Linked DNA regions of Mus musculus: region 2 is linked to region 1. A link is a contact called in ENCODE Hi-C or POLR2A ChIA-PET data. All regions are on one chromosome and are shown on one strand. The core of a region is the stretch at or near the end of the contact, and the rest is flanking DNA. Distances in the headings are between cores, read along the strand shown.

The links. Hi-C counts contacts between places; a loop is a spot of excess contacts on that map. ChIA-PET counts read pairs that join two places held with the same protein, here RNA polymerase II (POLR2A).
Region 2: a map of heart shows a loop between it and region 1 (3-fold over the local background). The contact joins the promoter of Taok1 here to the promoter of Ssh2 in region 1. A Hi-C loop is called at or near these places in 1 of 37 maps with a recorded cell type or tissue (heart). POLR2A ChIA-PET finds 5 or more read pairs at or near these places in 1 of 5 experiments (embryonic stem cell).

The regions. Positions count from the first base shown.
Region 1 is chr11:77,213,498-77,219,369 of GRCm38, reverse strand. It overlaps Ssh2 (slingshot protein phosphatase 2), which reads right to left and starts at 2,945. Exons shown (of 15, transcript NM_177710.4): 1 at 2,855-2,945. The coding sequence starts at 2,917. It also overlaps a transcript of Efcab5 not described here.
Region 2 is chr11:77,604,476-77,610,347 of GRCm38, reverse strand. Taok1 (TAO kinase 1) reads left to right here and starts at 2,533. Exons shown (of 21, transcript NM_001364134.1): 1 at 2,533-3,140.

The sequences.
Region 1 (5,872 bases), core at 1,696-4,195:
GTGATGGTCACTCATATCTAGTAGGTAATTGTATTAGGTTGTTTTTCTTGATCCTTGACCAAACACCTAACAATAAGCTGTTTAAGAGAGGAAGCACTGGCTTTGGTTCAGAGTTCACAGATACAGTCCATCAGGGAAGGGAAGGCATGGGAGGAGAAATTTGCTAACAAGTGGGCAGATGAGGAAACAGAGAGAGGGAGTGCTGGGCTCTGCTGGACTTTCCCTTTTTCTTCAGTCCAGTACCCACCCCATGGGACAACAGTGCCACAGTTAGGATGGGTCCTCCCTCCTCAGTTAAACCTCTCTGGAAATATTTTTCACAGTAAAATTGACATTGAAGATTAACTACTACAGTGATCAAGTTATTTATGCTTAATTTAAAAATGCTGAAGAGCTGATAGTACTAATATGTCCATCATTAAAAGAGTAAATCTTCAGCTTCACAAACTTCAGTTGTTCTTTAAAGAAAAAAAAGTCAACTACCTTTTGCACTCTTCCTCACTTTTAAAACCAAGCAAGCAACCAACCAACCAACCTATTCATATAGTAAGAGATAAAACGGCAAAATACATGCATGTCAGACACTGTAGCACAAGGACCACAAGACAACTGAGCTGAGCACAGGTCTGGATGGAATCAAATAGGAAGACAATTTAAAGGGAAAGAGAAGCGGCCTGTCAGCCACACTAACAATGCTGATTGTTACTCACACAGCAGTGCCAGGATTTCTCTACACACAGGGCCAAGTATAAACAACTGCAATCATCAGACCAGGGCATATAGAACTATCTGTCATTTAGCTTAATAACTGAGTTTACTACTCAATATTTACTATAGTAAATACTACAGTATTTACATGACCAATCTTAATTGCCTACCTATGCCAAAATGACTATTAACATTCCTCAAGATTCTAAAGTATTCCAAGTTTTGACTAATAAAGCCATGTCAAATAAATATGGCTTTACCAAATATTATTCATTTACTTCAAGACAACTGATATAACAATAGCTTAATAAATGCTACTGTAACATAAAAGGTTTTCAGCAATGCCCAGGGGAAATAGTTTTACAATACTGAGTTCTACTTCAGTATGTTATCTACTAACCCTTGATTGCTTTCACAGCCAAAACTAGGCCTGGTAACCACAAAAATCAAAGGATTTACTATTGGAGTGAGTTACTATGGTCTGAAGATTTTCTATCAATTCTGAAAAATCTACCATAAAGTGGAAAAAATCCACTCATGAAAATGCTACATATTTCTACCCCTCTCATATTTGCCTAGAGCAAACCCTAAAGTGTTTCATCAGTTCTGAAGTACAATTATTCTCAAATCACAGAATCATAAAGCTTTAGAAAGTCCAGCAAGCCCCCCCCCCCATGCAAGGATTCTTTATATCACCTGTCTGGCCAAAGCTCCCCTGGCTTCTGCTTGATACAATGTGTGCTATTTTGCAAAACAGTGCACTTGATTTTTACAAACGTCTTCCCTAAACTAATGGAAATGTGCCTCTTTAAACTTCTACCCACAGATTTCAGTTTTGTATCCTGTACCATCACAAGGTGAATAGAGTAATTTCTTGAATTAGGGTAGTCATACAAAAACACACAAGAAAACTCACAAAGGAAGAAACTACCACAATATGCAACAAAATTTTGAAATTCAGGAAACTATATTGAAATCACAAGGCAACATGCTTTCAAGATATCAAACTCCTATCTCAGTTAACAAATATTAATGACCCAACTTTCTTTCATACAGTGGAAAGTCATGGTGTTCACTGAATGCCTCTTTGCAACTTGACACTACTAAATCTAATGTTAAAACTACAATTCTATATGAAATAGTTCTTCAATTGCTCATATTTTCATCTAGATGCCTGTTTTTTTTTTAAGACCCATTTTACCACACTGGTGCAATGCTAACACATGCTAGCAGGTATTCACAAATATGAAGCCCGAGACTAGAGCTATAAAGGAGTCATGGTGGAGGTGAAGGCATAGAAAAGCCCAGCAGAAAAAAAAATGCTAATTGATGAGTGTTTTCCTTCTGGAAACATGCTTTAGCGACACAGCATTTGAAGTCATGAACCATCCAAGCACAACCCATGAGCAAGAACGATCATGAGCAATGAGTGGAAGGCATAAATGTCTATAAGATGGAAATGAATTGGCACTGGTTATCAAGCAGCACCAGAAGCTTTGGGTTCTCACTGAGAAAGGTAGAAGTCCAAGAAGCAGAGATCACTGCCATCTTTTAAGGGTGGGAAGAAACCAGGGAGTAACTACCACCGAGCAGTCCAATGAAGCCTAAACTGTACGGAGCACAAGAGAGATGCCAGGGACTAGAGAAAGGCACACACAGGGCGAGACGGAAGAAGGATGCGCAGTGCACTGACTGGGTCCCTGAAACGGTGTGCGTAAAGGATATGGGTGTGGGTCGGGGGTAACCTAGGAGCCCACCCTTCCTCTCCCTGCAACAGAGCAACAGAGGGTAAAAGAAGGGGGGAGGGTGAAAAGCAAGAATGACTCATAGCCGAAAGGAAGTGCTCAAGCCATGGGAAGCATGCTACGGGAGATTTCTGAGCCAGCGCTGTGAGGGACTGGGTGCTCCGGGTGATGGAGGTTGGGGAAAAAACAAACAAACAAACAAACAAACAAACAAAAAACCCCAACGTCTGGCAGTCGCTGCTGCTCGCCGGTAAGATGAGGGTGTGGGGGGTTCGCAGCAGCCTGAGTGCCAAGGCCTGGGAAGAGGCGCGGCGCGTGCGCAGTGGCGTTCGGCGGGACCCGCTGAGGCAAAGCGGAGCCGCAGTGACAGAAGCTGGGAGCTGCCGCCTGGAGGGACTCACCGAGGCGCAAGGGCTGGAGGTGGTGCTGGGGGTAGGCGACCGCTGGACCGTGACCAAAGCCATCTAGGTGCTGCTGGGTTGTTCCGGGCAGGGCATTCTCGTCCTGAGTGTGGGGGGCGGGAGGGTGACGGAGCCGGGATGGGGGACGATGGGTGAGGCGTAGGGACGAGGGAAACGGAGAGGGAGATGAAGCCGCGGGAACGGCCTCGGGCTCCGCACCCACCACCGGACTCTCTCGCCTACTGACGCGCCGAACGGGCGGCGGGCGGGCAGGCGGGCGGTTCGGCAGCTGCGGGGCACAATGAGCGCTCCCAGTGCGCAGGCGCCACCTGTCAGCAACCGCCTCTCCCCTCGGCGCGCGCCGCCGCGGCGGCGTAACCCTTAAGTTGCCGGAAGCGGGCGGGCAGGCTGCGTGCGCCGCGCCTCGGGCCGCCGTCCCCTCCCGGGTCAGCTCTCGAGCCCTACTGCTGCCCCTGCGGCTCTGTCTGTCCCCGCTGCGCGGCGTGGGGCGAGCTGGCCAAGGAGCCCTGGAAGGCAGCCAGCCAACCGAGGGTCCTGATCTGGGGGTGGGGGTCGGTGGGAGAGCCGCTAATCCTCACTCCAGAAAGACAACCATTTTATGAGTGGGGCGCGCAACCTTAGAGAAAAACTGAGGCGAAAATCCTGAGGCGAACACGTTTTCTAGTGGAAAAGGGCTCCGCAGGTGCTATAGACGCTTTCTCTGGGCTAGACCCGGGAGACCAGCCCTCCTGCTTGGACCTGGCCCTCAAGAGGGCTCCGTCTTAATGAGCTTCCCCACCCTCCTCATCATAAAGGGCCTCAGGGTTAACGACCAGACTTTTCCTAAGAAAGATTTTTCCCCCCGGTGGTAAACACTGGAAACTTCGTAGTAGCCTCAGGCTTCCTTCCTCTACAACCTGCCTAAAGTCAGTCACTGTACCTGAGATGCTGAGGGAAGGGGCGGGCACAGAGAGCTGGACCCTGAGTTGGAAAGCTCCAACCTGCTATTTTTTTTTTAAAACCTCTCAATTGCTTCCTACTGTGAAGATCTCCACTAAACAAAGATCTTTTGATCATTGAGCTTTTTTTCTTTCCCCCATAAATTTGACTATTTCATAAATGCAAGTGAAAATGTAGAATTAAAATATTTTAAAGGAAGACATTTCTAAATGGTAAACTGCCAACATCAACCAAGCATGTAATGGAAAAATCAAGACTAAAAAGAAAAGGAAAAGTCACGCAGTGCAACCCGTTGATATATTTACACAGAGATAGTTGAGGGGATGAACTGGTAAATACCACCATCCATATCAAAGCTGTAGAAAACACTCACTTATGGACTCCAGTTTCTAAAGCCCACCTCTTTCTGTTTGTCACTCAAACAATCTTGGATCTCATTGCTCCTTTTAAACTGATAGGGCTGTCATAAGCTCTTTCTGGTTGCTGTGTGGTTAAGTGACACAAGAACCCTCTATGCTGAGTCTTTGTTCTCTCCCTGGGGCCCTGTGGTTGAAGTAATTAGCAGGGAGGTTCCATCAAGAGTCACTGAGGGTCCCTGTACTGTGCCAGTCCTCTGTAGAGTGTAGTGCAGAAAAACCAGTTGGTAGGCTTTTGCCCCCTGGTGGTGATCAAGACTGCCTATGAGATGAGAATTGAAGAACTGTGGTTCACAGATGAGAAACAACGTTATCCCCAGAGCTCCAGAGTGAACAGGAAAGAGAAGGCAAGGTTCAGAAGTAAGAACTTTGAACCAAGACTTAAGAGACTAAACAAAAAACTATGTAGAGAGCCAAGATGAGAGCTAAATGTCCCCAAATAAATGTATTTATAAACCGAAAGAGAAGTATTGTCCAAATCAGTAATTCTCAGTATGTTGATTTTCCTACTGATATGTGGTTGACAACTTGGGTTTTCTTCTATATAGTGGCATACTCTAAAGAAATTCATCTGGAAAAGGAGACATTTAAGTCCATTAACCTTACAATGAGACCAAGCACTGCTGTGAGTCAGACCTAGCTTCTAGTTCCAGCTGTGTAAAACCTTATGCAAATGAGTTGAACTTTTTGAGCTGTAGTTCCTTATTCTCTATGATGAAACCCTAACTTACAGGACTTTCATAATCAAATGAGATAATGTATACAAATTAAAAGGTCCTACATGCAGTCAAGATAATTTTCTATTCTCTGAAGTGTATTCTGAGTTCATAAAGGCCTTGTTGAATGTATATTATGTACAGGAAATATCTTCAAGCAAAAGAAAAAAATGAGACATGGTCCATGCTTTTTCTAAACTGTAGGTTAATGGTCAAGATATATATCATCTGTAGTTAAGTATAGAACATTTTTGTTCAGCATGTCTAAGGTGATGAAATTGGGTTATAAAGTACTCAACTTGTACAGTTTGTATCAAGAAGTTGATTTATTATCATATAAAAGAAATGTATCTCAGTGGTATATTAGAAACTGATACTTGAAAATTATTGCTGCATATTATCTACTGAGAGAAAGAGAATGTTAATGTATGTTATATACTAGGTACTCTTTTGTTTTTCATTTGTGCATCTATGCATATGTGGTGGAAATGTGTGTGAGTGTAAAGATGTATGTGCCTGTGGATAAATGTGTAGAGGAAAAAGGTCAATGTCAGGTGTCACTCTGTTTGTTTGTTTGTTTGTTTGTTTGTTTTCCAGAGATGGGGTCTTTTACTGGACCTGGAACTCATCACTTCAGCTACACTGGCTGGCTAATAAGCCTCTGGGATGGCTTGTCTGATGCACCGGGGTTACAGATGTGTGTCAACACTGTCTTTCTTTTTCTTTTTCTTTTTTTTTTTAAACTCTAATTTGTATTTTACCTTAACTGTGGAATGGGGAGCATGCACATGTCATGGTTCACCTGTAGAGGTCAGAGGACAACCCATGGGATATAGGTCTCTCCTTCCATATTGAGGATCATCAGGCTTCATGGCCAGGACCTTTACCCACTCACCCATCCCCACTGGTCCCCCCATGGCTATGTT
Region 2 (5,872 bases), core at 1,284-3,783, 390 kb before region 1:
TCCCCACTGGGAGACCAGGCTGGCCTTGAACTCACAGATGTCTACCTGCCTCTGCCTCTCTATTGCTGGGTCTGAAGGTATGAGGCACCATGCCTGGCAGCTCTCCATTTTAAAAGAAAATATGTATTTTTAGTATGTGGGTGTATGATGTGTGTATGTAGGCATGAACATTGCAATGCAGAGATATGGAGATCAGAGGAGAACTTTGTGGAATCAGGAACTTTACCTGAGTTCCTGGGACTGAACTCAGATGGGCAGGTTTTCAAGGCAAGACCTTTTACCCACTGAGTCATCTTGGTAACCCTTCACTTTATTTTTTGAAACAAAGTCTCTTAAGACTGGAATTTGAGCCGGGCGTGGTGGCACACGCCTTTAATCCCAGCACTTGGGAGGCAGAGGCAGGTGGATTTCTGAGTTCGAGGCCAGCCTGGTCTACAAAGTGAAAGACTGGAATTTGCCCTATCTAGCTGCTGTGAGTCCCTGTCCTCCTAGCTCTACCTCCCCAGTGTGCGGATTATAGGTGCACACCATGTGGGTGCTGGGGATTCGAACTGACCTCCTTCCACAGCACTTTAGCAGCTGAGTCATCCCCTAGCCCCAGCATGTTTTCTTAAATGACTGTAGTCATGGGCATTGGCTTTTTTTTTTTTTTTTTTGGTATGTTTGCTTGATTTTGAGATTGAGTTTTATATAACCCCAGATTGGCTCAAATTCCTTATACCAGGATAACCTTCACTTTGAACTGTTGATTCTCCTGCATCCACAACAAACAACAAAATACTGGGAGAGGTACATAGGACACCACACTAGGAACACACACACTTTGTGTCTGTATGAATGTGTTTGTATGTATATATATATTTGGTTCTTTTTTGAGACAGGGTCTCTCTATGGAGCCATGGCTGTCCTGAAACTTGCCTTGTAGATCAGGCTGGCTTCCAACTTACAGAGATCCTCCTGTCTCTGCTTCCTGAGTACTAGAACTAAAATTGTGCATCACCATACTCCGCTAAAAGAGGTGGGTTTTTTTGTTTGTTTTTTTGTTTTGTTTTTTTTTTTTTTTGTTTTGTTTTGAGACAGGGTTTCTCTGTATAGCCCAGGCTGTCCTGGAACTCACTTTGTAGACCAGGCTGGCCTCGAACTCAGAAATCCACCTGCCTCTGCCTCCTGAGTGCTGGGATTAAAGGCGTTCGCCACCATACCTAGCTGAGTTTTCTGGCTTTTTTTTTTGTTGTTGTTGTTTTGTTTTTTTTTTCTTTTTGTTTTTTTTTTTTAATTTTTTTTTCATTTTTTCTCTCTTCTTTTTTTCTTTTTTCTTCTTTGAGTTTTCTGTTTTTTAAAAAGATTTTAATTAACGTGTGTGTGTGTGTGTGTGTGTTGGTTTTGAGTTGTCTTACACGGGTGCTGGAAAACTGTCCTCTGCAAGACCAAGCAGAACTTGCTCTTAATTTCTGAACCCCCTCTTGCGCTCTTGCTCTCTCTCTGTCAATATCTAGAGAGGTTGTTAAAGTATAGCTCAAGCTGGCCTCTATCTAACTCAGGCTCATGATTTCCTGCCTCAGCCTCTTGTGTTGGGTGGGATTACAGAATACAGGTGTGACCCATCACTACCAGGTCACTTGTTAGATCCTCAATAACAATTACAGTCTGTTCTAGCTAAAGTCCTAGACTAGATCGGGGGTGACTGAAGATGGTGTGTGTGTATGTGTTTTAAAAAACTGTTTCTAAACCCACGCTAAGATTTACCTCTTTCCTACATAGACTACTTTACTTTGTTGCTTTTAGACTGGGTTTCACTGTGTAACCCTGACTAACCCAGAATGTACTAGGTAGACCAGGCTGGCCTAGAACTCGGATCTACCTGCCTCTGCTTCCTGATTACTGGCCAACTTGCTTCTTTTATACTGAAAAAGATCTTTTACTCTAAGTCTACAAAGCCCTTTGAAGTTCTTTTTCTTCCATCACAAATATGGCTTATATGAAAGTCTTTAACTGCCGTTCCCAAACTAACCATCAGTACCGCACAAACGCAGGTACATAGTGATTATGCTGCGAAGTTTATCCCTGAGTCCCACGAGGAGTCCAACTAAGGTGTGTGTAGGAATGAGATGTTCTCCACTTTGGAGCAAAGTTTCAGTTTGGCAGTATTAGTGGGAGGCTGCTGTTCTGGAGGTGGGAAGAGGGAAGGACTGCGCGGAGCTCTTCTCCCCAGGATTTCCGGGACTGACTAGCACGCACCTGACGCCCGCGTAGCGAAGGCGAGCTGAGGGTGGGACTGGACCAAGCCTAGCACTCCGGGCCACTCGGGCCACTCGGGCCACTCCGCCCAGCTTTAAGTATTCGCGCACTCCCGAGAGGACGCCCGCGCGCCCGCGCCCGCGCGCGCATACTGTCCTGTCTCGCGCAGGGTCGGGCCTGTCAGGCAAGAACTCTCGCGAGATCTGAGGCTGAGATGTCTGTCGGGAGGAGGGGAGTGGTGTCGGGAAGGGGGGGGGGAGAGAACCTGGGCAGCGGCCGAGCTCTGTGGCTTCAGGGCTTGGAAGGAGAGAGGGAGGGTGGCGAAGAGAGTGAGCCGGTGCCGCCGCCCGCTTGAGGAGAGAGGAGGGGTCCCACTCGCCTTGCGCCCTTCGCGGGCTGAGAGCGCGGAGCAGTCGCGAACCTCCCAGGCCTCTCGGCCCCCGGGGACCCCGCCCCGCGGCCCGACGGCCCGCGGCCTCTCTTCTCTTTGTGAGCGCCCCCTTCCCAGGGGTGGTAGTGGTGGCGGAGGGGTGCGCGTGGGCCCGCCCGCCAAGGGGCCGCGGCGGGGGACCGACAGGGCCTCGGCTGGGAGGACCGGAGGCGGCCGAGGCCCCGGTCCGGTTCCCCCGAGGCGGCGGCGGCGGCGACTCCCGGCACTTCCCCCGCGCCATCTTAACTGAGCCGGAGCGTTAAGGGCGCCTCCTCGACCCCGGTCGTCCCCTCGTCCCCCCCTCCCTCCCCCCGGCCCCTTGTCGTAGAGCCTGGGCTGGGTGGCTGGGGGGGGGGCGGCGGTCTGTCGCCGGGCCCCCTCCTCCTCACTCCTCGCTCTCCAGCGCTGCGGCCACCGGAGCGCTCCAGGGGTCTGCGCCCGTCTGCTCTGCCCCAGACCTGCCGGCGAAGGGGTAAGGGCACCTCTGCTTTGGGAAAGGAAGACATGGAGGGGGCGGGGAGATTGTGCCCACTCAGGCCTCTCCGGGTGAAAGAAGAGATCGGGGATAGAGTGGGGGAGGGAGACAGGGAGGGTCTGTGAATCTGTGGGTGGGGTGAAGAAACTGGTGAGCTGGGCGCCCTCCTGTTTTGAGGGGCCAGAGCAATTGCATTCCTTTTTCCTAAGGGTCACCGGAAGAGGTGGTGGAAGGGGATGTTTCTAAGAAGGTGTGGCTCTAGTTAGGGAGATTTGAGTTGACGTGCACCCCGATTTAAAGGCGCGAGGTCCCTTTCTGGTCTCTGCTCCCGCTCCTCCTCCTTTGTAGCGTCTGTATTCTTGGGAATGGAGAATGCTCTGGACAGCCAACTGGATGATTTCCACTCCTCCCCAAGGAAGTCTGTACCTTTCTAATGTAAGGGGTGATGGAAGCATCCCCCCCCCCCATCTTCTAGTCTACTGCAGTGCTGCAGGAGTACAAGTCAGTTTCTTCGTACACATACCCATGCATACACAGAAGTGGGGGTGGGGGGCTGGAGCAATGGCGCTTCCCTTGGAGAGCTTAGTTTTTTTTTCCCTTTGCTTTTTAAATCGATGACAGTACTGTTCGGATATTCCCCTGAGATATGTCCATGGGAAGTATGTCCGCTCTTGTTACTGTTGGGATATGGCCTCGTGTTAGAACAGTTTTGATGTCTCTCTTACTCTGTTTTGAGAGAGGGGAGAATTCCTGGATGAACTGTTAAAGGGTCCCCTTTGGCTTTTGTAGTTCTTTGAGAATTATTAGAAATTATTACATTGAAACTCATATAATCAGACGTTTGCCTCGGGCTGTGACTTTTTAAGGTTAATAATATTTTGCATGACATTGATACAGAAAGTCTCTGAAAATTGTTACAAACTTTCATGTAGCAGATATTCCTTCTTAAGGAAATGTAAGGTGATGCACCCAATTCTGTTATGATCTGTGTTCTGTACTCATTTTTTTCTTTTTTGCTTCATGTCATCCTAATTTTAAAAGAAACCATCTTGTCTTGGCAGTAGTACTTGTTGATTTTTGTGGTTAGTAGAAGCAGAAATAACAGTTTTAGCATTCTGGTAAGTGCCTTTTGAAACAAAAACTTAGCCTTCAAGTCCTGAAGAAGTCTTGATATATACTTTTTACTTTTTCTCTCATCTTTAGCAGACTCTTGAAGTATAATCCTCCCGGATTTATAGGTAGGGACTCTGTATTCATACTGCCTTGAACTTAGCAGTTCTGCCTCTCACCCTCTTTTGTGCTGGAATTACAGGTGAAGTCTCCACACCTGGGTCCATTTTTTTTTAAATTGTTTAGATTTACTAGTGAAGTGTTTTAAAACTGTTCTATATGTGAATATTAGCAGTAATAAAGATTGCTAAACTATGCTAATTATCTTGATATTTTATTAACATCAAATTTTGTGTCTAGCTTTACTTAATATGTTATTTTAAAATTATGAATACAAGTATTAAAGATATAGCAGTACTGCTAGGCATTGACTTAAGTTCTTTCTTTCTCATGTAGCCCAGGCTAGTGTAACTGTTGGTTGCTGAGGATGACTGTAAACTCCTGATAACTCTGTCTCCAACCTCCCAAGTGCTAGAATTACAGGTGTGTGCCTTCATATTCCAGTTTAAACTTTTTTTTTTTTTTTTGAAACAGCATCTCACTATACTGTGTATTCAGTGCTGAGTGAGTTCTCTGGCTGGCCTGCAACTTGGTATGTAGGCCAGGTTGGCCTCAAATTCACAAGAAATCTGCCTGTCTCTGCTGTGTGCTGGGATTAAATGTGTGGGCCACTATGCCTGTCCTAAATTCTTTTTTTTTTTTTTAATTCCATAGTATTTAGGAAAGCTGCATTATGTTTTTCTCAAAACATGGACATTTCTGCTTTATTCTTTTGAATAAATTCATTTGAATCTGTCTCTCTTTTGGGGGGGGATGGTGTTGGGGAAACAAGATCTTATGTAGTCCAGATTGTCTTCAAATACTGCATAGCTGAGGTTATCCCTGAACTGACTCTCCTGTCTCACCTCTGCGGCAGTGAGGCAGGTTCTTCTATGCAGTCTTAGCTGGCCTTGAACTTGTGGCAGTTCTGCCTCAGCCTTCTGAGTGCTGAGCTACTGTGCCCAGTTTCATTTGAACCTTTACTTCATGACATAAAGTGTATGTTGCAGAATATGTAGCTTTCTCCTCATTCAGGAAAAATTATGCTGTAATACCTATTTCTCTGCTTTATAGTTTGTTGTTGATAATAGATTCATATACTAGGATGAATCCAAACATACTGCTTAGTAAAGAGTGACTGATTTTATCTTGGAAAGATGCAAGAATGGATTTATCAATAGCTACAAAATTTAAGGACATACACAGGGTGTAGGTTAATTGCTTTACTGAGTCATATTATAACCAAGGCATCTTTATAGCTGATAGGAGCTCTTCCCTAAATATGGCAAAAGTATGTTGATGATCAGAAAATAAATTCATTATTAAGGAAAAAAACTGCCTGAGGGTTATTTCATGACCCCTGATGGCACTGCCAGACAATACTGAGAGCTGTTAGTCTGAGTTGATTCCAGATTAGTGTGGTGCTTATGTTTCTAAATAGTTCATCCACAAAATGGAGTGTACATCACTTCCTGTTCTTTCACAACTGGCTCTTTCTCTGGATTCCCCTTTAGTGACTT